Regions from separate parts of the Mus musculus genome. Here regions 2 and 3 are each linked to region 1. The links are chromatin loops, found by intact Hi-C in ENCODE. Cell type or tissue: heart. All regions are shown on one strand.

Region 1 (8,000 bases):
AAGACAGAGGACGTGAAGATGCCTGTTCCCAGGCAGGCAGTGATGGAGGAGCCCTCCACGGAGCCCCTAAGCCCCAGAGGTACCTGCTTGGAGATCTTGACTCATGTTGCCCTCCTGTACGCCTCTCCCCCTGCCTCGGCACCAGGGCTGCAGCCCCACATGGTGCATCAGAGTGCAGGGAAGTGCTGCCAAGCTCGAGGACTACACACATTACTTTTGATTTTTGTGATACCATACCTGCTTGGCAGAAACAACTCCGGGACAGAAAGGTTTATTTGAGCTCATGGTTTCAGGCATTCTCACTGGGGGGTAAAGCATGGTGGCATTTGTGGCATTGGAATGTGAAATGGCAGTGTTCCCATGCAGCGGAGGAGAGAGACCAGGACTGGTGCTGGGTGTGACACTGACAGACAACACGTTTCTTCCAAACAGTCCCCACCTCTTTAGTGCTTTCAAAACGGTCCCATGGGCTGGAGTCAGAGCATTCTCCGCATGAGCCTAGGAGAGACATTTCAGATCCAGGCCATGACGGGGTGGGGGGGGGGGCATCAGAGAATAGTTTGTGTCCTGCAAGGACTGGGGGTACTAGGAAGCAGTATGTGAAGCTCTGTTGAGTCCTCTGCTGGACTCTGCAGTCTCTATTGGACCAGTGGACTAGGATATGGTGGGTGTCAGGGGCCCCAGGGCTTAGTGGGTATATATATCCACATGTTCTCCTTTGATGTTCTCTGATGGTCCTGGAAGCCACAACCCAGCACCTGAGTACTGCTGGTTAATTATCTAGACAGCCAACCTGTAAGCAGAAGAAAGGTGCCATACGCCCAGTGAGGAGGAGGCAGACCTATCATGCCTCAGATGCCCCAATAGCCCTCATTATGCCTCATTTCAGTTCAGCCAGAGGCTTAGTATAAATGTTCTTTCCTGCCCTGGGACTCAGACCAACCAACTGAAAAAGCTCAGAGTTCCTGGGCTGGATGTGTCACACACATTCCCAGGTGATATGCACAAAAAACAAGAGAGCACTATTCTATGGCAGAACCCTCTTCTCATGTGACAGGTGAGACTGAAGTGCAAAACCCATCTGCCGTCTCCACCACCAAGGCTATCACAGGGGGACAATGTCCTAAAGCATGAGACACTCTGCCAAAAACCCTTCCATGTGTCCTCTCCTTTCTGACTGCAGTGCTGAACAGGAGATTATAGCAAGGTGCCCAACTTAGAGATAAGGAAACCAAGGCACAGAGAGGCTCAGTAACTTGCCCAAAGTCATCCAAAGATTGCCACCATGTCCACTTCTGCCACTAAAGCAGCGGTGGTGATGCTGACTTCAAACAGGATCACACAGTCGCCCTCACCAGCCCCTCTGCTACAAAGGCAGGCAAAGCCCTCATCATCAAAACGACACCACTGCACCTCTAGCTACTCAGTTATCCCTTCCACCATCCCTGTCTTCACTGCAAACATCCTTCCTGCTCAGCCCCAACTTCAGAAGATTATGGTCCAGCACCAAGCTGTCTCTCTTGTTGACCCATGAAGGAAGAAGTGCTTTACTATATTTGGAGAGTCCCCAAATCTGCCAAGAGTTCCTGTTACTGCCCACAGGAGGGGACTTTTTCCAACCTCAGGGGGATACTTTGGGCATGGTGGTCATTTTCAATTAGTTTACCTCTGTTGCATTTTTTGTGCCTCCCTGATTCATGCAGACATTCATTGTGAGTTCTCCCGAGAAAACAGACAGAACTTGCTGGGGCTCCACTGTGTCCTACATTCAACTGATACCCAAAATCCCTTCCTTTAGCACTTCTAGGAATTTGTCATAATCTGGGTTGAGTCAGAGCATAAACATCAAAAGACCAAGAACTGTGTTCAGCTCAGTGTCCTGGTCCCTCCGGTGCTTGAGGCCATGAGGAGTCATCTCATGATGAGTGTGAGAGAGAGCACATAGCTATGTGTGCTGGAACTGGACACTTCTTTTGAGAGCAGCAATCACATACCCTCAATCCTGTTTCTGTCCCATGGGAGGAGCCAGCTCAGGAATCCTTTTCCCTTGACTATTTGTGAAACAAGTCACAGATGTGACACTGAATGTCATCTTAGTCTCAAGATCACCTGCCCCCTTCATATTCCTAAAGTATGAACTCATCCCAGCTCACAGACTCTCAGCACGGGGACAATGGGCCCCCAGCTTCTGTTTGGCTCAAACAGAAGTAGTCACGTGGTCTGAAGAACTGGAAGGGGACCAGGCTGTAGACCCAACTCCATTCCACAGCTGCTGTGGTCCTGTTTCTTTTCTGCTAGCTAAGAATATTCCCTGTGATTCCAATCTTGTAGAATACAGGGCATCGAGAAACGACGGACAGATAAGAATCCACTCCACAGAATTCATTCCTCGGATTCCAAAAAAAAAATTCTCCTTTGTGAACACAGCGATGTTGACGTTAGGGAAATTACAAGATCGTTTCTAGCTGACAGGAAGTCTCAGGACCCTCATCCTTCCTCTGCTGTCTGTTCTGACCTGAGGTCACTGCTGCCCTGCAGAATCGACAGCAAGTAGGCTTTCCGGATTGGGGTCACCGATAGGATTAAAAGACAAAGTAGTGCACAAATAGTTAAAAAAAAATCTGATAGAATCTCTGTTAAAGTCAACGAATCTTAGAGCAGATTTATGAACGTAACCCACTGGAGGGCTCTAAGGAAGCCTGATGCCCTCGTCACAATGCTCAAAACCGTTTTGTTGGAAAGGGATCAGAATTACATGTGTCATGTGAATATTTGCATATGTGTCCTATTGGTGTGTATGTTATTGCACACCCTCAATGTCTCCAGGGGCAAGGAAGGAGATCTGTAAACATACCGAGGATATGCATTGTGGGCAGCTGTAATCTAATTTCTGCCTGGAACTCATTTATTCATCATCTGTGGGAAGAACTAGCCCACCGGAGCACGGTTGCTTGGGAAAACGGCCCCTAGTCTCCGACTTAGGAAGGGAGTGGTGTTAGGACTTGTGCTAGGATTTCCAAGTGTCTGTCTCCATCCATGGACAGCACTCTTGACTCAGATCCTATGTGTTCCCTGTTGCACTGGGTCTTCCCCACCCAGAGGAGGCCATTTCAGCAAGGCTGGGGCGGGGATACAACAGCAGTCAGGTCCCGAGATGATGAAGTGCTCTCACTGGGCCATGCCCACTTGCTGTCTCTCCATCTCACCCTTCACATCGAAGGAATGACTGTCTGTCTCTAAATGCAGTCATTAGAATGAGTGAGGTAACAATCATTGAGTTATATTTTTTTTTTGAGAAAATTCTCTCAGCATTTAATTATTGGTTGGGTGTGAGAGGATTTAGCTAAGTTGATAATGCAGACTTTATGTAATTTATTTTTACTAGGCAATTACAGGCAGCATTACACCCTGGCAGCAAGGTATTGTGGGGCATCTTATTAAGCATAAAGCCAGTAAACACTGATGAACAATTTTGCTGAACTAGGCATGCAATTTAGAAAGCAATAATACACAAATCCAATTTGGTACACAATGGATACCACGGCACGTCAGCACATGTAACTATCACAGCCTGCAAATTAAATTGGGACGGCCCTTTTTTGCAACAGCACAGGCCAAGATTAAATATATTTTCCCCCTCAATTTAACAAGTTGCTGACCACAAATATAAATGTTTGTATCTGTGTGGTCCTACGTATTGGGTGCACAGGCTTTGTGCATGCAGCCGCCAATGCTCTAACTTTCCTCTCTCACACTTTCCACAGGTCACAAGTGGGCCAAGAATCTTGCCCTGAGCCGAGAGCTGGATGTCAGTGTTGCTCTGAGTGGCAAGCCCAGCAAGGCAAGTCCTGCTGTGACAGCTCTGGCCATCACTAGGTAAGAGCAGCCCATGAGCCGAGGAACTTTCTCCAGGACTCCAGCAGAGGGCGCTACAGCCAACCTAGCCAAGTCCCAACATTTCCAGCTGGGTTCTCAATGATCAGACCCAGGGAGATCACATCACTACAGGGACCCAGGCAGGCCCATCTTGTTGCTAATCCCCATGTGCTCTTCTTGATCCCTATGTCACGAGTATGCATAGATTCACAAAGAGACGCAAATGGTAGAGAACTATAATTTGTAGGTTTGTCTTAAAGAGGTCCTTTTGTCCTGAATCCCACTAGTGATGCTAACATGCTCAGGATGACCGTGGTACATGGGGGGGGGGGGCAGGGGGAATGCCTTATGAAGTCTCTTAGCCAATGCAGAGTAGTCTCAAAGTTGACCCTGGGCTATTATTTTAGCTGTCATGGTGATCCAGCTAATTCTTCCAAGGGGTTGCAGTCCCAAGAGCAACTGACTTTCCACTCTTTCTTCACTCCCTGGCCTGCAGTAGCCTTCTGCAGTGCCTGGTGTAGGAAGTGCACAGTGTTCTGGATGCCAGGCTGGCCTACATGGGGTGGTGTGGGGGCGGGGCAGCAGGAGAAGCATGGGCCTATGCTCTTCCCTGGAGCTCATGCTGATTGCTCTGCCTGGGCTGGGGATGCATCCTGTGATTTCCCGAGTGCTGGCTGGGGTGTGTGGCTCTGATGCAGTGGCCTCCAGCACTCTTACCTTTTCTTGATCTTCCCAAGGAACCAGAGCAAGCTCTTGGTTGGCGATGAGAAGGGGCGAATCTTCTGCTGGTCTGCTGATGGGTAGGAGACAAGGAGCTGGAGGGACCGACCTGAAAGCCTGGAGCCCTGGGGTCGGCAGCAACAGGCTACAGGCACAAGATGATGTGTAGCCTGGGCTGCTTAACCAGAGCAAGTTTTGGGGGGGCTCCACTCCACACAGTTCTCAAGGAGTCCCTGATGGTTTGCACCGTGTACCCTAAACATGTCTGTAGTCTATGGGACTTCTGTAAGAAGGATCTTGGTAGACACTGATGCTGGAAACTGACGCTGCATGGGAAATTTCTACGTGGCTCACTTCACCAAGGCTTATTGCACTGGGAAAAGAAGAGGGGGTGGGTATTGGTTCATGGAAACCACCCCACTGTCTTTATTTTATTAAAACTCCATTTTCCTAATGGAAGGCTGCTTGAGCGTTACCTTGTCTGGTTTCATCTGAATTCTTACACGTCAGCAAGGCTCCTGGGAGTGAGAGGAGTTGCCGGGCAGACTGTTGCTCACCACAGGCCATACATGTGACTGCCACCTGGCAGGAGTGTCAGGTAGAACAATACACCAGGCCTGGGCATCCCTCCCTCAACTTTACCTCAACAAAAGCAGGTAGCGGTTTCCAGTCAGGCCCTGTCTTGGTCATCTTGTCCGTCTTTTCACTGTGCCCCTCATGCTGATTTGAGCCGTTGCTCATCTTGGAGAAATAGGGATTGAGTAAATCCCTCAGCCTTCCTCAGTCCTTTTCCTGACATTTCCCCCATAGGGCCCAAGTAGGGGTATGGCACCTCATGTTTCTCTAAGCCCGGAGAGGCTCTGGTGGCTGTCTGTCCTCCGGGCTTAGGGGTGGTAGGAAAATGAACTTGGTGTCTGATGGCTCTGAGTCATCCCACCATTAAGGAGTAGTAAGTCGACCTAAAGATAAATATTAAGGAAGGAGCAGCAGTGTGTGGACACGGAAACAGCAAAAGAGCACGGCCGGCCATCCTGATGTATCTGTAAACTTCTAGGGTTCAGCATAGAGGAAGCTGGGGGAGGGGCCTATTCCTTGGTCCAGGACAGCCTCCCCGGATGGGAAGGGCTCTCGTCTGACCCTGGGATCAAGGATCATGCCACTTCCCACATCATCTGCATGCACTATTAGCAGACAGTCCATTTGCAATCCCTTGTCCGGCTGGGTCTGCACGGAGGGCTATAAATATAACAGCAGAGAATACTGCTCCTTAGGAAGGCCAAGAGGCATGCCATAAATATCAGGGCTGGGCCTGCAGGCATTTTTCAAAACACAATCTTTAGCATTTATACAGAGTCGAAAGGTATGCTGGCCAAAAGTCTGCCTTCAGTCCACTCATTCTGTAAGAGTTTTAGCTTCTATTCACCCCCTATCAAATAGTTCTGGGATTTGCCAGCCTAGCCTCAACCTGCTCCTGCTGGGTCTGAACTACAAGAGGAGACAAGCTTGGGTCTTCATGCTAGAGTCTTAGGGCTAAGGTGTCGATGCAAACAAGGGAGACTCGAGGTGATAAGAAACGATATCCCATACTATAGAGTAGGCACAGGCGACCTTCTAGCTGCAGTTAGCTCAGGGGTGTAAAAGTACCCCATGCTGGGTAGTTTAAGTGACAGAAATGATTTCATAATTCTGGGGGCTAGAAGTCAAAAGCCAGGGTGCAGACAGGTTCATTTCCTTCTGGGCCTCTCTGACTTGTAGAAGGCACTTTCTCCTGTATCCTGCATCCTTGTGTGGCCTTCCCTCTGCCTGTCTGGACCCTACTATCTTCTTAGAATGACACCAGTTCTAATGGATACTAATCCATCAGTATCCCTTGCGAAGGCTCTGGGCGTGTCAGGCTGCAGGAAAGAAGAGCCAATGGACCAAAGTGGAAGCTATTGCCTTTATCCAGGGGCTGGAGGCTGATGAAGGGCAGTGTGAGTGAGAGCAAGGATCAGAGATGGCCCTCCTTAGGGAGCAGCTCCCCAAGAGTCAGCTAGGCAAGGATTGTGTGGCAGAGCTCAGAGCTGATGGTCCCAGGAGTGACAAGCTGGAGTCCAAACAAACACCCTCCATGTGTGGAGGAAGTTAGAGGAGAACTGTGTGGGGGTGTCATGTGTGCAGGATAGAATGTGGCCAGGGAAAGATGGATACCATGGAATTGATGGAGGTACTGTGAGGATGGGGAGGAGCTGCAGGAAGATAGGGTACTGTGGAGGAGAATGGGACAAGATGGGAGAACTGGCCACTGCTGTGGATCTGGGAAGATTTGGTGGCACCTGGCAATGGGGTCTTGGATGCATGTTACCTGCAGGAGGAAAACTGCTTCATACTGATCCAGAGGAGGACACAGATGTCCCTGAACCCTGGAAGATGAGTCTGGGTTGCAGACTCCTGAGGCATCGGCAGTAGATCATCCTGGGGTGAGGTGGGGGACTAGAGAAGACAGAGCAGAGCTGGGGTGAGGTCGAGAGGCCCTGATCCAGTAGAGGCTAAGGCCAGGCATTTGTGGCAGCTTTAGCAGGAGGTTCTTGCTGACCTAAGTGACCTCAGTCATTCAGTCACATGGTACTAGGCACCCTGGTCTGATGGAGGGGAGACAGGGCAGATGCCTGGGGAGGATGAGAGAGAGAGAGCTGATTTGGTATCACAGCCACAACTGAAGTCTGTCAAAGCAGGAGCATCAGCTACTGGGGACAAGGAGAGACAATTATCCAGATCCCTGCTGCCTTGCCGAGGTCTGAGCAGGGTCCATGAAAAGCCTGTAGGCACAGATGGTACCTGAGACAGAGCTGGAAATACTCCATTAAGTGAGTAGGTGACGGGTCTGGGACCATTCACTACTAGCGTCTCTACTTCCTGCCAACCGCAGCTTGTTTCTGCATCTGTAAAACAGGACCCCGGTGTCTGTCTTTGGACTTGTCACGAGATTGAAATAGTGTTCAGTGTATAATAAAATGATAGAATATAGAGTAAGGCACATTCTGTGATATATGACTTATCATAAATACAATGAAATGCTTGGGGAAGGAGCCAGCTCAGGCTGACATCCATGGCACGCTGCAAGCTTTCACTTTATAATGTGTCCATCCGTTCACTCACTAGTGTGTCTTGTTGAGCCAGCCCCTGTGCTGGAGCTCTGTGACAAGGCTGGGAAGAGGGGCAGGAGGCAGGGAGCAACAGGGGTGAGGATAGCACGTAGACTTGCTCCCCACACTACATCTGAGGCCACTGCAGAAGTGCGCACTGGATTGTGCCGCTTCTGAAGCACGCTGGGATGGGAGCCAGGCTCTCAGCAGTCCTGGCACTGTACACGGGAGGCCTCCTCTTCAAACATGAGGAAACATGACAGAATGGAATGAAGAGGC
Region 2 (8,000 bases), 72 kb before region 1:
ATGCATAGTCTCCAGGACATAGTTCCTGCTCTGTTGTGGCCTTAGCTCTGATCTATAATGACCTCATCCCCGGTCTACCAGAGTCTTATCACTGAAATTGGACTTTTGGCTACTTTATTGGATTCTTTTATCCACCTCCTCCCAAACTTTATCCCATCCTTCCGACCCCCCCAGGCAGGAGAGAAAGGTTGGAGAGGAAAGAGGGTGTTGATCTTGTCAGACTACTTCCTGCTGATTAGGGGCATTGAGTTTTTGGAGGCAAGACTGGTCTTTGTTGTCAGGATATCTCCAACCAGCAACCAGCAATCCAGCAAGCAGCAAACAGCACAGTGAGGAGCAGCAACGTCTGCCTCTCAGGGCCCGGGCATTTATATACCCTGTGAAGAGTCCCCAGAATTTCAAACGTGAACTATCTTCAGCTGGCAAAATGCCAGTGCACAAGACTAATATCATAGTCAGATGTTGGGGACAATAGGAAGTAGCCCCGTATCCCACACCTGGGATTAAAAACAAAAACATATTCCCCTAACAGACCTGGGTTTTGTTACGTTATGGGAAACGAATATTCTCATTACACACCATGGCCTCGGGCTCAGCATACTCTGACTTTATCTCTAGTCTGCCATGCCTGATCACTAGTGTATGGCGACCTTATTTCCGCTCATTCATGGTCTTATCCCTCATCCTCTGTGATGTTGCTTGGTCTACCATTGCTTTTGTCAAACGTGGAACTAGAGTTTGAGGTGGGATGTGTGGGTCTGGGGACTTCAGAATATGAACACACTCAAGCAAATATAAAGTTTGCCCCTGTCTTCACAGTACACCAGACCTCCCACATTTTCCAAATTTCCTAGAACAGGACATGGCAATGTAATCATGTTTGCATCTCAGAGTCTCCTTCTCCCCCCGCCCCCAATATCCTTTATTCTTATTCCTAGAGACCCCAGGGCATAAATTCCTTCTAGTGAACCTGGTGGTCTGTCTCTGCTGAGACCTTTGGAGTTGCAGAATCTATCCAAGACCCAGGGCTGTCACAGCCCTGGGACTCCGGGTGGCTTCAGCGGAACTCATTTCCTTGTGTGATCAACTGAGCCCTTGCTGCCTCCAGCAATACCTGGGACGGTAATTATTCTGTTACTCAGCGCTGCCTTTGCACCATTGATTAATGATTCCCAGAACTACAGCACATTTCTCTGCAAACAGCTCCATTTGCTGTTTGTGTGGTGGATTTAATGCATGTTAATTGTGGGCCCGTCAGTCACTCCATGCTGGGGGTAGTATGTCATACCCTCCCATGAAACTTCTGGATCCATCCAGGCTTAGAACTCCATTCCAGTGTTAGATTCTCTCTGCTGTTTGTTATTATCTTTGATTCCATGGCAAATTAAACAACTGAATTCTTTTTGCCTACAAACTGAATGCCAAATGCGACTTGGACTGTGATAGCCAGATCAAAGGGAGAAGTTTTTGCTCTGGACAGCATCGCTCACAAGCTCTTCCCAGGTGTTTTTAACGAAAGCTGCTTGCAGGAGGCTAACGAGGGTATTAACATTGTTGTTTCTGAACTGCCTGTTTGAGTGAATCACTAGGACTTGATAAAAAGCACAGCTGTCTACATCATCCCTGATAAATGCCTTCGAGGCCCTCTGCAACATACCTTTTATACAAAGTGATCCTTGAGTTGACCTATAACTTGCCTTCCTCATTTTTGTACATGCATAAGCTCATATATATGCATGCATACATATGTGCACATGTATGCATGTGCATGGCTGGCCCTTTTCCTAATTATACAGAAGTGCTTCTTTCACACACATATTTAACTATGTATGTATGTATGTATGTATGTATGTATGTATGTATATATGTATGTATGTATGTTAACCCTAATCCAGCCTTGGGATTACCTCTTTGTGACCTAGTCTCTCCCATGCAGCCTATGCTAGACATAGGCTTCACTGCACTTTCAAATGCCTGTCCTTTCCCATCTTAGCTGTACAGCGGCCTTGGTTAGACCATAAACCTCTTGAAGGCATGATTCCATTCCCTCTGTTTCTCCAGTGAGTGGGGCATTTGCTAATACTGCTGTGCAAGATTGAATGAATGAAGGAACCAATAGACAGGTGTATTCCAAGCAATACCCTTAGATCACATGAAACAGCTTTGCTCTCTGCCTAGTTGGTGTCCTTGGCTCACCTTCTTAACGAGTGTTCTTCATATCATCTACACCAGCATCTCCTAGGTGTGGTCTCAGAATGCTACTTCTAAGCCCCAACTCTGCACCTGCTAGAATGAAACTTTTAGAAAGTGGTCTGGGAGGATGAGGTTTGTGCAGCAGCCTTTAGGACTCAATGTTCTGCTGTTTCCAGGACATATCTCTTAGTTAGCTTTTTGTCACTGTTTCAAAACACTTGGGAAAAACAACTTTTAAAAAAAAGATTTACTTTAGTTTACATTTAGTAGAGGTGTTGGCTCTGCTGCATTCGGTTTGAGCTAAGGGAGAATATCATGGTGGCTGAAACACGTGGCAGGGATTGGTTGCTCACTGGTGACCAGGAAACACACACACACACACACACACACACACACACACACACACACAGAGAGAGAGAGAGAGAGAGAGAGAGAGAGAGAGAGAGAGAGAGCAGCCAGGCAAAGGAAAGGCCCAAAGTGACTCACTTTCTCCAACTAGAGCTCAGATCTCAGTAAGGCGTAAAATGACAAGTTCATCCGTGGATTAATACATTGATTAATTAGGCTAGATCCCTCATCATCCAGTCCCCTGACCATTATCCCATCAGCCAGCTGACCACCGAGCCTTAACACGGAGCCTTTGTAGTATTGCAATCTCAGCAGACCCTCAAATCCAGGTTTATAACACTCAGAGATCCTTGCTAGATACACTGTGGGTGAATTGCTAATACATATCCTCATTGACTGCGGGGGTGAGCGCTGTGCTTTGAACCATCTTTGGGATTTGTGGTATGTTTCACATTACACTGGAGTAGGCAAACAGTGTCAAAGTCACTGTCTTTCCACCTGGTCCCCAGAGCCTGCAGAGAGAGGAGGGAGGCTTGGCTTCATTGCTTCTGTGGAAATGGCACAGGTAGGCAGGCAGGGGGCGTTCCTGCTCCTTGTCTGGGAGAGAGTTCTTAAAGAGACCCAGCGCTGCTCTTCTTTGCCTTGCTGCTGCGTTGAGGCACTCAAACTTAGTGGAACCTATTGCTTTAGGATTCTTTGCTCTCATTCCTAGTGTGACTGAAGCTCAAGGTAATTGTGGTCCACTTAGAAAAAGTAGAGAGTTTTCTGGGGAACGAACCCAATTATGATTTTGGTAGCCTGTCCCTTTTTGGTAGTTTTAATTTAGTTTTTCTCAGCAATATTTTTGAAAATTAAGTATATAATTAAACCCTCATAACCTCAGAGGCTGTCAATAGATTCTACCACCTGTGAAGCAAATAAAATAAAATAAAATAAAGCATTGTGTCTGAACTGAGCTCTTGTTCTTGCAGACTCCAATCTGTCCATTCTTCCCTAGACAACACAGTATAGCGGTGTAGACAGTGCTGGCATGATATTAAGTATTATAAATCATCTAAAGATGATTTAAAGCAATAGGAGAGACAGAAGGGACTGGAGTATCTGTGAAATTTGGTGACAGTGGACACAGGTTCTAGAAGTGTCCCCAAGGATATCAAGGGATGATTGTCCCTGAACTGTTCGCTAGTCCTAATAGCATGAACTGAGGGCCCAGGAAAGAGTTACATTGTTCACCTGAAACAGAAGAGAGAAAATAGACGTGGGCCTCTCCAATGATGGCTGCTTCCACTGACCCGTCTGGGCCTCAGCCTTTCCATCTACACACTTTAGTGCCGCACAAGATTATAGACTAGTTATGCTACCGACAGCTTCCCTTGCCCTTCCTAGACACATCACTGAGATCTGGCTTTGGGGCCATGTGTTCTTACAAGCTGACACTCCGTGACTCCGGTTGTTGTTGTCCCTCGTGTTTTATCTCCAGCCTCTCCGGCTTTCCAGACAACCTGTTGGTCACCACCATCCGCAGATGGAGGGATATTTACTTTCTTAGTTATCCACCCACTGGGAATGACCATACATCATCTAGCAGGTCTTTAAAAAGTTCTCCTGGAGAAGCAAAAGTTCCCCTTGTCTGAAGTGATCGATAGCATCAAGGCATGAGGGATTTCTTAGTCATGAGTAAACACGGATGGAGCCCTCTCAGGGCTCATTTAAATGGAAGAGCAGGTAATAGTTCACTTGGGCTCGTTTTCTAGATTTTAAAATGCCATTTCTTTTCTAGCAGAATCAATTTTTAAGCTATTAACCCAGCTCTCTTTAGACATTTTTCTTGTGGTTTGGTTTATTCTGGTTGTTACTTAAGCCTCCCAAAGGGAAGCATCAGATCAGACTGTGGCATGTGAGCCAAAGCCCCGCTGCCGGAACTGTGGAGGGTTTAATGGGGATGGCATCGAGGGAAGGGGAGATGTTCTAGGGGTGCCTATGCCAGGGCTGGTGCTGTGGCTTCAGGTGTCACCTTATGAACTTGGGGATGGGACCTCCAAATTTTACCTGTAAAAGATACAGGGAAAAAAAATAGTTGAAGCAGCCTGGCATAACTCTAGGTTATCAGTCTGTATTGTGATACTATACTAAAGGACTTGAAGCTTAGTGCTTTATGAAGAAAAGAGATTTCTTTAGGTTTATGAGTCTGAATGGCTGGAGGCTCGTATGCGGTGATTATCTTCTAAATGACAGAGTCTCAGGGTGACACAGGGCATCATGTAAGATAAAGGGAGTATGTGTGAATGTGTGTCTTTCTTCTGATATTCTTTTAAGGAAAACACCCAGTCTTAGAGGCTTCACCCTGATGATATTCTTTATATACTACTATACTACATATTATAAGTATACAATAAATATACCACACATGCGAGGGAATCCAAAAGGCCCTCCTTTATACCCTCTTACCTCACAATGGGCATTAGACTGAGTTCTTGGAAAATATAGTCAAACTGGATTCAAGTTGTAGCACCTTCCTAACAACGGTGGCAAGGCATAAATTTAGTGCTGATTTACAAGGGAGCAATTGGCAATAGCTATGGGAATTTAAAACATCCTCACCCCGAACCTCCAGTCTTGTTAATAGAACTTTATTCCTCTGCTGTACCCACCAATTCACAATGAGTTTGGCAGCTCTGGTATGCCAAATATTTGAAAGCAATTTAATCTATAAAAGATTGGTCAAATATCCTGCAACATAGTAAAAATCAGACAAGTCTACAGGAGGTCATTAGGAAGGGGCCCTGCAGTGGGCTGCAGACTAGCTGTAACAAGGTAACTGTGTGAAACATGGCACTTATGTAAAGACAGAAAAGTGTAAAGAAAGCCCAGAGGGGCTTGCATTCAGAAGGCCTTTGTGAGGCAGCCAGACATCCCCTGATTCCTAGCCTGGTTCCCCTCTAATCTTTGTAAACTCACTGTAAGATGAAACATCCCCAAACCTCATTGCACCGAATCCACCAAACTAAACCACTGGGTCCATTAAACTCCTGAATCCACCAAACCTAACCATTGAGTCCACCAAATAGCAAACTGATTGAATCTACGGTGAAGCCCTAACTGCCTTTTCCAAAGGCCTCATCAGCTCAGGCTGTTTGCAGGAACTGAACCTCAGCTCTGGCTTTGCTGATACAAACCACATTCAAACCACAGTGCTTGTGACCGTGGCTTACTTATCTAGTTCTAGAGATGGGGTTTATAGTGCAGCCTGGCTTCAAACAAGCCTTGCAACTAATCCTCCTGGTTTAGAATCCCAAGTACTGGGAATACAGACACATGTCACATTCAGCCTTTAGATCATTCCCCAACTTACACACACACCCCACAGACACACACATGCACACACCCACACACACACACACCACAGACACACACACCACAGACTCACACTCCACACACATATCACATCACTTACCCACCCCCCCAACACACACACTACACACTCACATACCGCACACTCATACCACACACACACTACACACATACTTGGGTCAATCTCACCCAGACACCCCTGCCCCTTCACACTTTAGTGCTGGCATTATAGGTGTGTGTCACCCTTGCCTTTCAGTTTTGCATTTGTAAGGATGGAAATACTTGGAGACAATATGGACGCTGGCCTTATTCTTAGTCCCTTTGGTTTTCATTCATTATTTATTCATTCTTGCTGGAATGTAAGTCATTGCATTGTCACAGGTCAGAATCCTTGGAAAGCAAGCTGGAATCTCCATGTGGCTATGCTCTCAGGGAGTATTTTGGAGTGGGGAAGTCAGAGCTGACCCAGGATGGTTGTAATGCAGAGCTAATCACACCCAAACAGTGGCTCTGAATTGAGGCAAAGGGGCTCTAGTCTCATGATTCATGTTGGCCTGTTGTTGAGGGCAACTTGTCACTGGCGCCCCGGGTGCTCTCTGTCAGTGAAGGAGTGTGGCCTGCGGTCCAGGAGCAAGGTTCTACATGGACAATGAACATTCAATACCCATGCTTGCCTTGGCTTTACAGAGACAGCAGTACCAATCTTACACTTGTTTTGAACATACCTTGGTTCTACTCCTGGCTCAGCTATTCATTGGCTATTACCTGGGCAAGTTTTTGTCCCCAGTAAAACTTGTCTTGATATGAACTGGGGAATGCTTTGTTTGTCGTGGAGCTTAACAGAAGAGAAACAACTTTGACATGCTTAGGAACCACAGCAGTGAGTCCCAAGTGGTACATCTACAAAACACTCCCCAGCATAAGGCTCAGGAAATGTGGCAGAAGAAGGGGGCAGAGAGATTGTAAGAGGCAGAGAATCAGGGAATTTGTTGTGGTATGTGTCTCCTAGGAAGGGCCAGAAGATACTCCTAGAAAGTTCACCAACATGATGACCTAAACATTATCCAACAAGGACAAGGACAATAGATGTGCTAATGGGGATAGGAGAAAGCAAACGAGGCTCAATCCTACACAAAGAACTGCTGGCAACTAAGGACTGCTGAGAACAGGAGAAATAGTCTCCTGTTGGAGCACACCAAGTGGTTATTCAATACCAAATTATCAGCCCTGAAAACATACTTAAAAGTAACATTACACAGACTGCATAATTACACAGGTTGTATTTAAAAATATGTATGCATAAATGTATGCATGCGCATGTGTGCATGTGAGTGTGTGTGTGTGTAAAACAATAATTAATAGCAATAGAAGTCTTGAATTTGAAAAAGAGTAAGGAGGGATATATCAGAGGATTTGGAGGGATGAAAGGGAAGGGAGAAATGGTGTAATGATACATATGTATATGTTAAATACATATATATATATATATATATATATATATATATATATATATATATATATATTAAATGACACCCAGATGGATTGATAAGAATGGTTGTGTCCATATGTAGATTAAAAACTACATGGGATGATGGTATCACTGTGCCACATGGGCTGTGGTTGAGATTGTGTAGCCTGCCATTCTTGCAAGCCACTACCACTGACAGTTCCAACTGTCCTGTGAGTTCTTCATAAAAATCACGGGCGTGGCGTGTTTCCCAGGCACGCGGTCTGACTTTGGCACCCTCTCTCCCTCCAGGTGTCACAGAAGGTCCCCATGGTGATTGTGCAGGGCCACCTGGTCTCAGAGGGGATCCTGCTCTTTGGCCAGCATCACTTCTACATCTGTGAGAACTTTACTCTGTCTCCTACAGGCGATGTCTACTGCACCCACCACTGCTTATCCAAGTGAGTTCTCCACTTCCCCCAGCAGATTCCCCCAAGCCCTGCCTACTTCTGGTTTCCTCTTCTCCCCTTCCTACTGGTTATCATAGGCTTAGAGCCATGGAATAAAATAGATGACTCTCCAAAGACAGCCTATGGGCTGGGTAGCAACATGGCAGCCCTGTATGTCTCCCCTGCCAGGCCATGTGTCTTAGTACTTGAGG
Region 3 (8,000 bases), 280 kb after region 1:
GCTGGTGTTCCTCAGTGAGATCCAAGCAGGCTAGAGTGTGTCTTGACTTTGTTTCTGTTGGTAGATTTAACCCCATTTTACCAAATCTAACCAGTCCATAGCCCTGGTGAGCCCATGGATTTTTGTTTGTTTGTTGTTCTTGCTTGTTGTTTTTAAAACATAAACCAGTCCTGAACTCAGAATCCTCTGCCTTTAACCTCCAAAGTGCCAGGTTCCGAGGGTATAGGAGTATGGCGCCGTGCCCTGCCCATCTTGGGTTTCATTTAGTTAGCGGAGAAAACTCCAAGGGCTCTTGGCCTATGGTTGATTCCCAGGGGCTTGCATGACAGGAGCTGATGGGAGTGGCTGGAGGGGGAGCCAAGGGATCAATGGAGGACAGAGATCAGGCCCCACCAGGGAACTCGTGGAGTACATGCCAGTGCTGAGCACATCACACAGTGAGCCGCAGTATCCGCGTGAACGTAGCTGTATATGGGACTAGTACAGTATGGGGAGTGCACAGCCTCCTGGAGTCAGGGGAAGGCAGAGCATGCTCTTGACTTGAGAACCAGCCTCCGGTGGCGGATGGATCTGCAGTGGAGCAAAACGTGTTCTGATCTGGGCCTGAGTAAGCCGACCTTAGAGGGATCTGACAGCAGAAGAGTTTGAAGAACCCAACAAGCATCAGTGCTTCTCTCAGGACTTGGGAGAGTGTTCTCGCGCCGCCCTCTGAGGTCCGGCTCAGACAGGATGTGAGAAAAGGGCACATCCAGGATGGGCTCCCAGACAAGATTCCCAGGGTTCACGCTCAGCTCCAGTGGGAGCTGCCGACGATATACTGCAGTCGGTTGTGGTGGTGGTTTTTGTTGTTGTTGTTGTCTTTGGTTTTGGGGTTTGGTTTGGTTGGGGGCGGGGGTTGTTTGTTTGTTTTGTTTTTCTTTGAGAGGTCCCTTTCTTCTGGAACTGCACGGCGAGGTGGAGAGACAGATAACACCTTGGCCATTTCCCATCTTAAAGCCTTTGCCCAAAGGAAGGCAGGAGTGCTGGGCCTCGTCAATGCATCTAGGAGCAGGGTTCCCAAATCTCATCAGATCTTTCCCCAGCCTCTCTGCCATGACTGGAAGCTGCTCTCACAGCTGGTACTGCCTAGCCTCACCTTGGAGGGGCAAGTGACATTGGAGCAGCCCCTTAGCTGGCTGTCCTGAGACTACCAGGCCACATGCAGCAATGTGTTTTGGGGTGGAGGTGGGGGGGGGGGGTCAAAACCTTGGCACTGGCAGCTCTAACAAGCGAGGCCTGGGCCCCTGTCCTCAATGGGCCATTGGCAGCTCTAACAAGCGAGGCCTGGGCCCCTGTCCTCAATGGGCCATTGGCAGCTCTAACAAGCAAGGCCTGGCCCCCTGTCCTCAATGGGCCAACTAAAGAAACAAGTTCTGGTGAATAGAAGAGATTTAGTCAAATGTGGCCACATTGAAAAGAGGAACAAAGAGGCCCGGTGATCCTCAAAGCCATATTTAGGAATTCTGACATGAAGTTTAAGTTTAAACATTATGTGCATGCCCAGCTAGCTCTGTCAGTAGAACAAGAGACTCCTAAGTTTAGAGAAGAGGTTTAAAACCATTGACTGGTCATTGTTGCTCTGTCCTCTAAGACAGTCTAAGTTGTCATAACTGTGTAAAATCTCCCTGAGAGACCAGATCTTTCTCTGACTGGCACTAGATTTCTGGGGGAAAATATCAACCCCCTAGGAACCTTTGTTTCAACATTCTGATAGCCAAGAAAGGGCAGAAGTGTCTTTCTCTTTAGAATATCTTTGTTCCTGCCTGAATCATTACAGCACACACACATACACACACACTCACACGCACACACACACACCCACCAGTCTGCCTTCGTCTGACTCTCACAGGAGGTAGAGCCCAAATACTGCAGAAGACAAAGGTCAGAGCTCAAATACACAAGGCTACACCCAGTCCTCAGTTTCCACACCACAACTTCCATTCAGTGGAGCTAGCTACATGTTCCCAACAGACAAGACCTTAGTATGTCTGGGTTTATTGTTGAGGTCACTCAGCATCGTAAGTCTTGGGATCCCCTTCATAGAGGCAGACATTGAGGCTTAGAGAGGTTAAAAAACTTGCCCAAGGATGCACAGCTAACAAGGGATGGAAGAACCCGACCAGAGCAGGCCAGCGGAAGAAGCCTATTCAAGACCAAGAGACGCCTCTGAAGTCTTGCTCAGCCCCAGGCCAGTGGAGGAGATCTCTGTCTCTGCTGTCCTGATCCATTAGAGTCAGGGTTAAGTGTAGACCTGAACTTGAGATATACACCCAGGCCACATTGCATCCTGTGGTGAGAATCCCTGTGTACTGAATCCTCTCTTCATACAAATCTATTGGTGCTCTTTGCTTTCTACCTGTTCTTTTCACAGTCTCTCGGGGGGTTGAGGGCTGCTGCAATTGATTGGGCAGAGGTCAGGGTGGTGAGGTGGACTGGCCGGGTAACTCATCAAGTGCTCACAGGCCTGGGAGGCAGAAGTACTGGTCAGACAGAGCTGTAGGCCTGAAGTTTGATCTCTACCGCCTGGCCATGACCTTAAGGGAGTTCTTCAACCTCTCTGAGTCTCAATTTCTCCATCTAAAACTTTTCAGTACCAAGCCTACCTAGCCTGCTAATTGGAACTCCAAACAAGGTCATATATACAAAGTGTACGGTGAAGATCAGGAGTTAGACAGACAAGTCCAAGGACAGATGGCCAGGAGGTCCCTTAGAGTGCTGGTGCTCTCCATTTCCCAGGGGAGGCAATTGTCCTCTGAGAGGGCAGGGAAGACTCTCTGGTACCCTCTCTGCTTCGCTGAAGAGGCAGTGCTTGGGCCAACTTCTCTACCCAACCTGGCAGACTCTGGGTTCTTCCAGGGGTCCCGCTCTTCCTTGTCTGGGCTGGAGAGGGGATGGTTGCTAGGTAGTAAGCTATTCCTAACATAGCCACATCCTCTCCTGAGGCTGAGAAAGCATCCCCATCTGCATCAGCAAATGCCTGCCGAAAAATGGCGCCAAGGTAACCAAGGTCTGAGGCATGGGACCCCCTCTGTACAGTCTCTACAGAGTCAAAAGTGGTTCCCATGGGTGCCAGGGTGCTGGGGGGTGCCAGCACCAAATGAGTCTTAGACAAACAGAAGTTAGTCCAAATTCTGTTGTGTTCTTAAACTATAATCCCTTAAGGGAGTGTTATTGTCTATACAAGATGCTAGAGAGTTGCAGAGTCTTTGAATCTCATGTTTTGGGGCCTGGTGGGCAGGCAGGTGCAGAGAAGAAGACATCCTGTGGTCAGAGGTCCTAAAATCAGCTCCTGAGAGACTCAAGTGTGAAATCATAGCACAGGGCTACGAGGGGCGCTACAGCGCTGAGAAGGTGCTAAGCTGTGCAGGCGTCCTAGAAGGTTCTGGAAACTTTCACATGCATGATACATGTGGTGGGAGCCCCTCCCCCTCAGCAGTGCCAAGTCCAAAGCCCACACCAACAGGTACTAAGCCACTCTAGGCTCCACATTCCTTCTTCGTAAACTACCCCGTACAGTTGTTGTGCTAAATAACAATCACTATTGATGATATTTGGTGCCATGTAGGGTTAACCTTATGTTAGGTGAAAGTGAGAATGTCTCTCATCCATTCACTCATTCCTTTAACAAGTAAATGTCTTGCTCCTGTGCTAGGCACGTTCTCTATGGGGACTGTGAGCACGCAAGCACACAACCTTGCCCACAGGCTGCCACCAGGGGAAGTCTGCCTTTTCTCTGTGAAGCATATCTGACCTTGTCAGTTATAGGGTTGGGACCTCAGGTTTCCAGTCCCCATTCAGATAAAAATTGGTATAAACAGAGGTGGTTTGTACAGTCCCTATTTCACAATGACAGATAAGAGACATGTGCAGAATGATGTTATCATAGAACCAGGCTTCTGGCTCTTGCCAGTGGCCCAGAACTGCCTCTGCAGCTCCTTTTCAACACTGATTCCTGCGTTCTGAGTCCAGGGTAGATGCCCGTGGAGAAGGTGGAAGGGAATTATAGATAAACGTAGAGTGTATACGTGAACAGGGTCAGATGTCACCTACCCCCAGGGGACTTTGGTCTGCAGTGGCTAAGTCAAGAAGCCCTGCTAGGAATGCCTCCACAGGGCACCCAGCATCAGCTCCACAACACAGGAGAAGACTGAGGCTCTAAGACAGTAACTCTCAACCTTCCTAATGCTGCAGCCCTTTAATGAAGTTTCTCATGTTGTGGTGACCCTCCCCTCAACCATAAAATCATTTTTCATAACTGCAATCTTGCTACTATGACAAGTTGTAATAGAAACATCTGTGTCTTCTGATGATTTTAGTCGGCAAAACACCAGAGGGGTCGGGACCCACAGGTTGAGAACCTTGGTCTAAGACTTGCAGTCCTTTTGTCATGGTTATATTGTTAAGCAGCCTTGCTAGGCTCACACCAAGATCCCACGTAAAAGCCTGTACTGGTGGACCCCACATGTCTTAGAAGTGGTGTGGCCCTCCTCTGGTGGCATCCCTGGCATCAGGCATGCAGTTTGGGTGATTGGCAAAGTGATCATGTCCTCTTTGGGAAGTACAGATTGATCAGGACTCGTCCCCATTGTGACAAAAGCGCAAGGAAGGGGGTCACAGACAGTCCAGAGGCCTTCTGCTCTGCCTCTGATGTAAGGGAATGGAGGTCCCTGCAGCTTGGCATCTGCACCTGCAGAGGTGTGGAGCTGGGAGCATCACCAACAGGAGGCCGATGCCATGAACTTCTTCCTAATGCAGCAGGAATATAGAAACTTGGCTCTGGCCAAGTCTACCAGGCACCCAGAGGACTGACATCTCGTGCTGCCCTGTCTGAGGCAGGCAAGCCCGGTGCGAGAGAGTGCAGCTGCTCGCTGGAGGGCAAGCTCGTGTGAGTGAGACTCCACTCAAAAGCATGCGCAGCTGGAGCCTGCTGGGGCCCAGAAGTATTCCCGATTCCCTTGCACCTTGCGAAGCTTGCTGTGCACACCTGGTCCCAGCTCTGCTTTGGGGACATCGGGCTGCCATCAGGAAATGAGCCAGTCTACAAATCAGCACATAGAACCTAGAGAACAAATGGATAATGCTGCCATGGTCATCAGGGATCCAGGGTAGAAGCTGAAAGGAGACAGGCTGCAGGGGACCCTTCCATCCCAGCCTAGCTCTCCCCCTCCTTCCCCCTAACCTCTCATTTCTCTTGAGACTGGGTCCTTCCTTGGGTCTCTGTTGCCTGGAATCGGTGTCCTCAAGTCCTGGGTACACGATCTACAGACTCAGCTCCAGGTCTAGGCCTGGGAAACTGGTCCCTCTAGACACTAATCTGGCAACCCAGGCAGAATGAACTTCACGCAGCTGAGCTGTGTGATGGAAATGACTCTGCCCTCCCCCCCCCCCAGGCTATCCCCACCAACAGGCCTGAGGCAGCCGTAGAAACAACACAAGTATAGCCAGTGCCCGTGTGTGGCAAGTTCTAGTCAACTGCTGTCTTCATCCAAGATCCCGGCAGTCGGTTGGGTGCTTTCCTGCTGCAGGGCTGAGAGACCCACTTATGTGTGATTGCACCTAGTGAAAGATTCAAAGGTAAGCCAAGCCAGTGCTGCCACTGGAACCTGGTACCAACACTGTGAGGAGCCTATACTCCACTAGAGCCCTGTCACTTGGAGAGTCCCTGGCTTTCACCACCTAGCTCCTAGCTTGAGGGTTACTCAAATCAGGTCAGGCCTCGAATACTATCATGAGTTTTCTTTCTGTTGTTATAATAAACACCATGATTAAAAGTGACTTAGGGAGGAAAGGCTTTGTGTCATCTTATAGTTCTCGGGCCACTCTCCATCACTGGGAGATGCCAGGGCAGGAACTCATGGAACTCAGGAGCCAAGAGGCAGGAGCTGAAGCACAGGGGGTGTGACTTACTGGCTTGCTCCTTGTGGCTTACGTAGCCTACTTTTTTTATACAACTAAGGACCATCTGCTAGGGGTGATACTGCCTACCCTCCCTCATAAATCATTCTTCAAGCCAATTTGATGAACTGAGGTTCTCTCTTCCCAGATGACTCTAACTTGTGTCTAGTTTACAAAACACCAACCAGCATAGGTTTAAAAAAAAAAGTCAGATACAATAACTCTTCTACAAACCAATGCTGTGTGTTTACACACATGCTTGACAACCTCAGAGAGAGAGAGAGAGACTAATGCCACCCAAAGTACAAAGCAACCCATACCAAGATTCCCAGTTCCACAGGGAAAGGACTCTGGTCTCAGATCAGCCCTGTCCAGACTGTATCTCCAGCACCAGATATGGAGCATTATCGTACGTACTCTTCCAGCACTGACGGCTGCATGAATGAAAGGGCTTGAGGTGCCACTCACAAGAGCCTTTTCTCAGCACAGCCTACATCTCTGATTTTGAAAAGTTGAAAGGGATGACAGGGACACATCCATCAGACCTCAGGCTGAAAGCAGAGGAAAGTCACCATAGCACCAGAGAGAGGGACCCAAGGCTATAAAGTTAAGGTATAGTTCAGATCCAGGACTCTGGAGCCTTAAGCAAGGGTCAGGCAATGACTCTGGAAGCTTTCCCCAGTGTAAGTTGAAGAGGAAACCTGCTGAATTCTACCAGTGACTCAGCCAATATACGTATATAGAAGTGTGTCCCAAGCCTCCCACCCTGTGTATGCCCTGCTTCTCTCCACCTTCCCCCAACTCCTAAAGGAGCCCACACATTTGGCCATTTCATCGTTTTCTGGTATAGACTGGATGTTTGTGCCCCCCAAAACTTATATGTTGAAGCACTAATTCCACACAGGCTAGTGTTTAGAGGCTGGCCTGTGAGGGATAATTTAGTTAGAGGGTAGAGTCCTTACGAGTACCTTTAAAAGAGAAGACCAGAAAGACACCACCACCATGTATAGATAGATTAAGAGGATATCCATTCACAACCAGGAATAGAGCCTCACCTGCCGCAGACCCTCTGGGTTCCTTGTCTGCATGGAATGACTCTCTGGAGCAGGTGGGCAAGGCGTCGGCTGGAACTGACAGACAGACCCAACACAAGGGAGTGTGGATCTGAATGTAATTTTTCAAATTGAGCATCAAACTTTTTATAGAGAAGAAAATAGGGAAGTTGGGTGACACATCGGCAAGGTACAAGGAGGTTACTGGATTCTTACACAAAACAAAGGAATACAAATATGGAATAACTGGCAGGAACCAACTGGGGTAAAACTCAATGTTAACTACTGGGATCAAAAACAGCTCCACCTAAGGTCCACTTAATCTTAGAAGTCAGGGGCAAGGGCTTCGTGCCCTTGCCATAGTTCCTACTCTAGTCTATTGTATAGTCCACCTTCCCCCTAGGCCATTGTAAATACTTGTTTGTGTATGGGTGTAACTCAGCTACCTATAGTTCTAAGTATCTACTCTGGTTCCTTTTTAGGTCACAAACTTCCTTCTTCCTAGATAATGGTAAATTTCTGTGTAGGGCAGTGACTTAGCTATCCATGCCCAAGGTTGGATCAAGGACTGCCTAGAAACTAACTTAGCTATATGTCAAAATATCAATCCTCAAGGAGCACTTGTAATAAAGCAATGTTAAGGGAAAGCACACAGATCCGTTTACCAACTAAAGCAAGGACATTGGAGCATTCTTTATGTATATTCAGTATGCCATGATTCCAGAAGACTGTTTCTGTGAACTTTTTGCCTCGGGACAGTGCCCAGGTTTTCGGGGCCTTTCGTGCTTGTCACTACTGGAGTGGATACAGCACTCACCAAATCACATGTGTTCATCAACTTCAGCCTGAACTTCCCAGACATAAGAGCGTCAGTGTTGGTACTTAAACCACCCATATGGTATTTCTGCTCTAAAAGCCAAGCCAACTAGGACCATCCCCTCCAGAAGTATAAAGCATAGACAAGGACCTCTAAAGCCGCAGGGCTGACAGGCATTGCACAGAGAATGCAAGAGC

Evidence for each region. A loop is a pair of places that touch in the nucleus more often than their neighbours do. Peaks named below come from ENCODE experiments on the same cell type or tissue, not always from the same donor. Only the 100,000 strongest peaks of a DNase experiment are listed, where the experiment ranks them.
Region 2: a loop joins it to region 1, with 4 times the contacts of the local background. A loop is called at or near these places in 4 of 42 quality-filtered maps.
Region 3: it touches region 1 in a loop (3-fold over the local background); 2 of 42 quality-filtered maps call a loop at or near these places.

What each region holds. Positions count from the first base shown.
Region 1 is chr14:32,956,618-32,964,617 of GRCm38, reverse strand. Wdfy4 (WD repeat and FYVE domain containing 4) reads left to right here. Exons shown (of 59, transcript NM_001146022.2): 57 at 1-79; 58 at 3,765-3,876; 59 at 4,614-5,071. The coding sequence ends at 4,680. Among named protein-coding and RNA genes, the nearest start is that of Lrrc18, 31 kb to the left of the region's middle. In heart, a CTCF peak has its summit at 3,912 (motif pointing right); DNase peaks (open chromatin) are centred at 3,907 and 7,917; H3K27ac peaks cover 2,590 bases; H3K27me3 peaks cover 151 bases.
Region 2 is chr14:33,028,747-33,036,746 of GRCm38, reverse strand. Wdfy4 (WD repeat and FYVE domain containing 4) reads left to right here. Exons shown (of 59, transcript NM_001146022.2): 41 at 7,652-7,800. Among named protein-coding and RNA genes, the nearest start is that of Lrrc18, 41 kb to the right of the region's middle. In heart, a CTCF peak has its summit at 3,112; no DNase peak of the experiment used is centred here; H3K27me3 peaks cover 18 bases.
Region 3 is chr14:32,675,136-32,683,135 of GRCm38, reverse strand. The region is part of intron 1 of 3425401B19Rik (RIKEN cDNA 3425401B19 gene); the gene reads left to right. Among named protein-coding and RNA genes, the nearest start is that of 3425401B19Rik, 6.1 kb to the left of the region's middle. In heart, a CTCF peak has its summit at 3,740; no DNase peak of the experiment used is centred here; H3K4me3 peaks cover 608 bases; H3K27ac peaks cover 1,247 bases; H3K27me3 peaks cover 466 bases.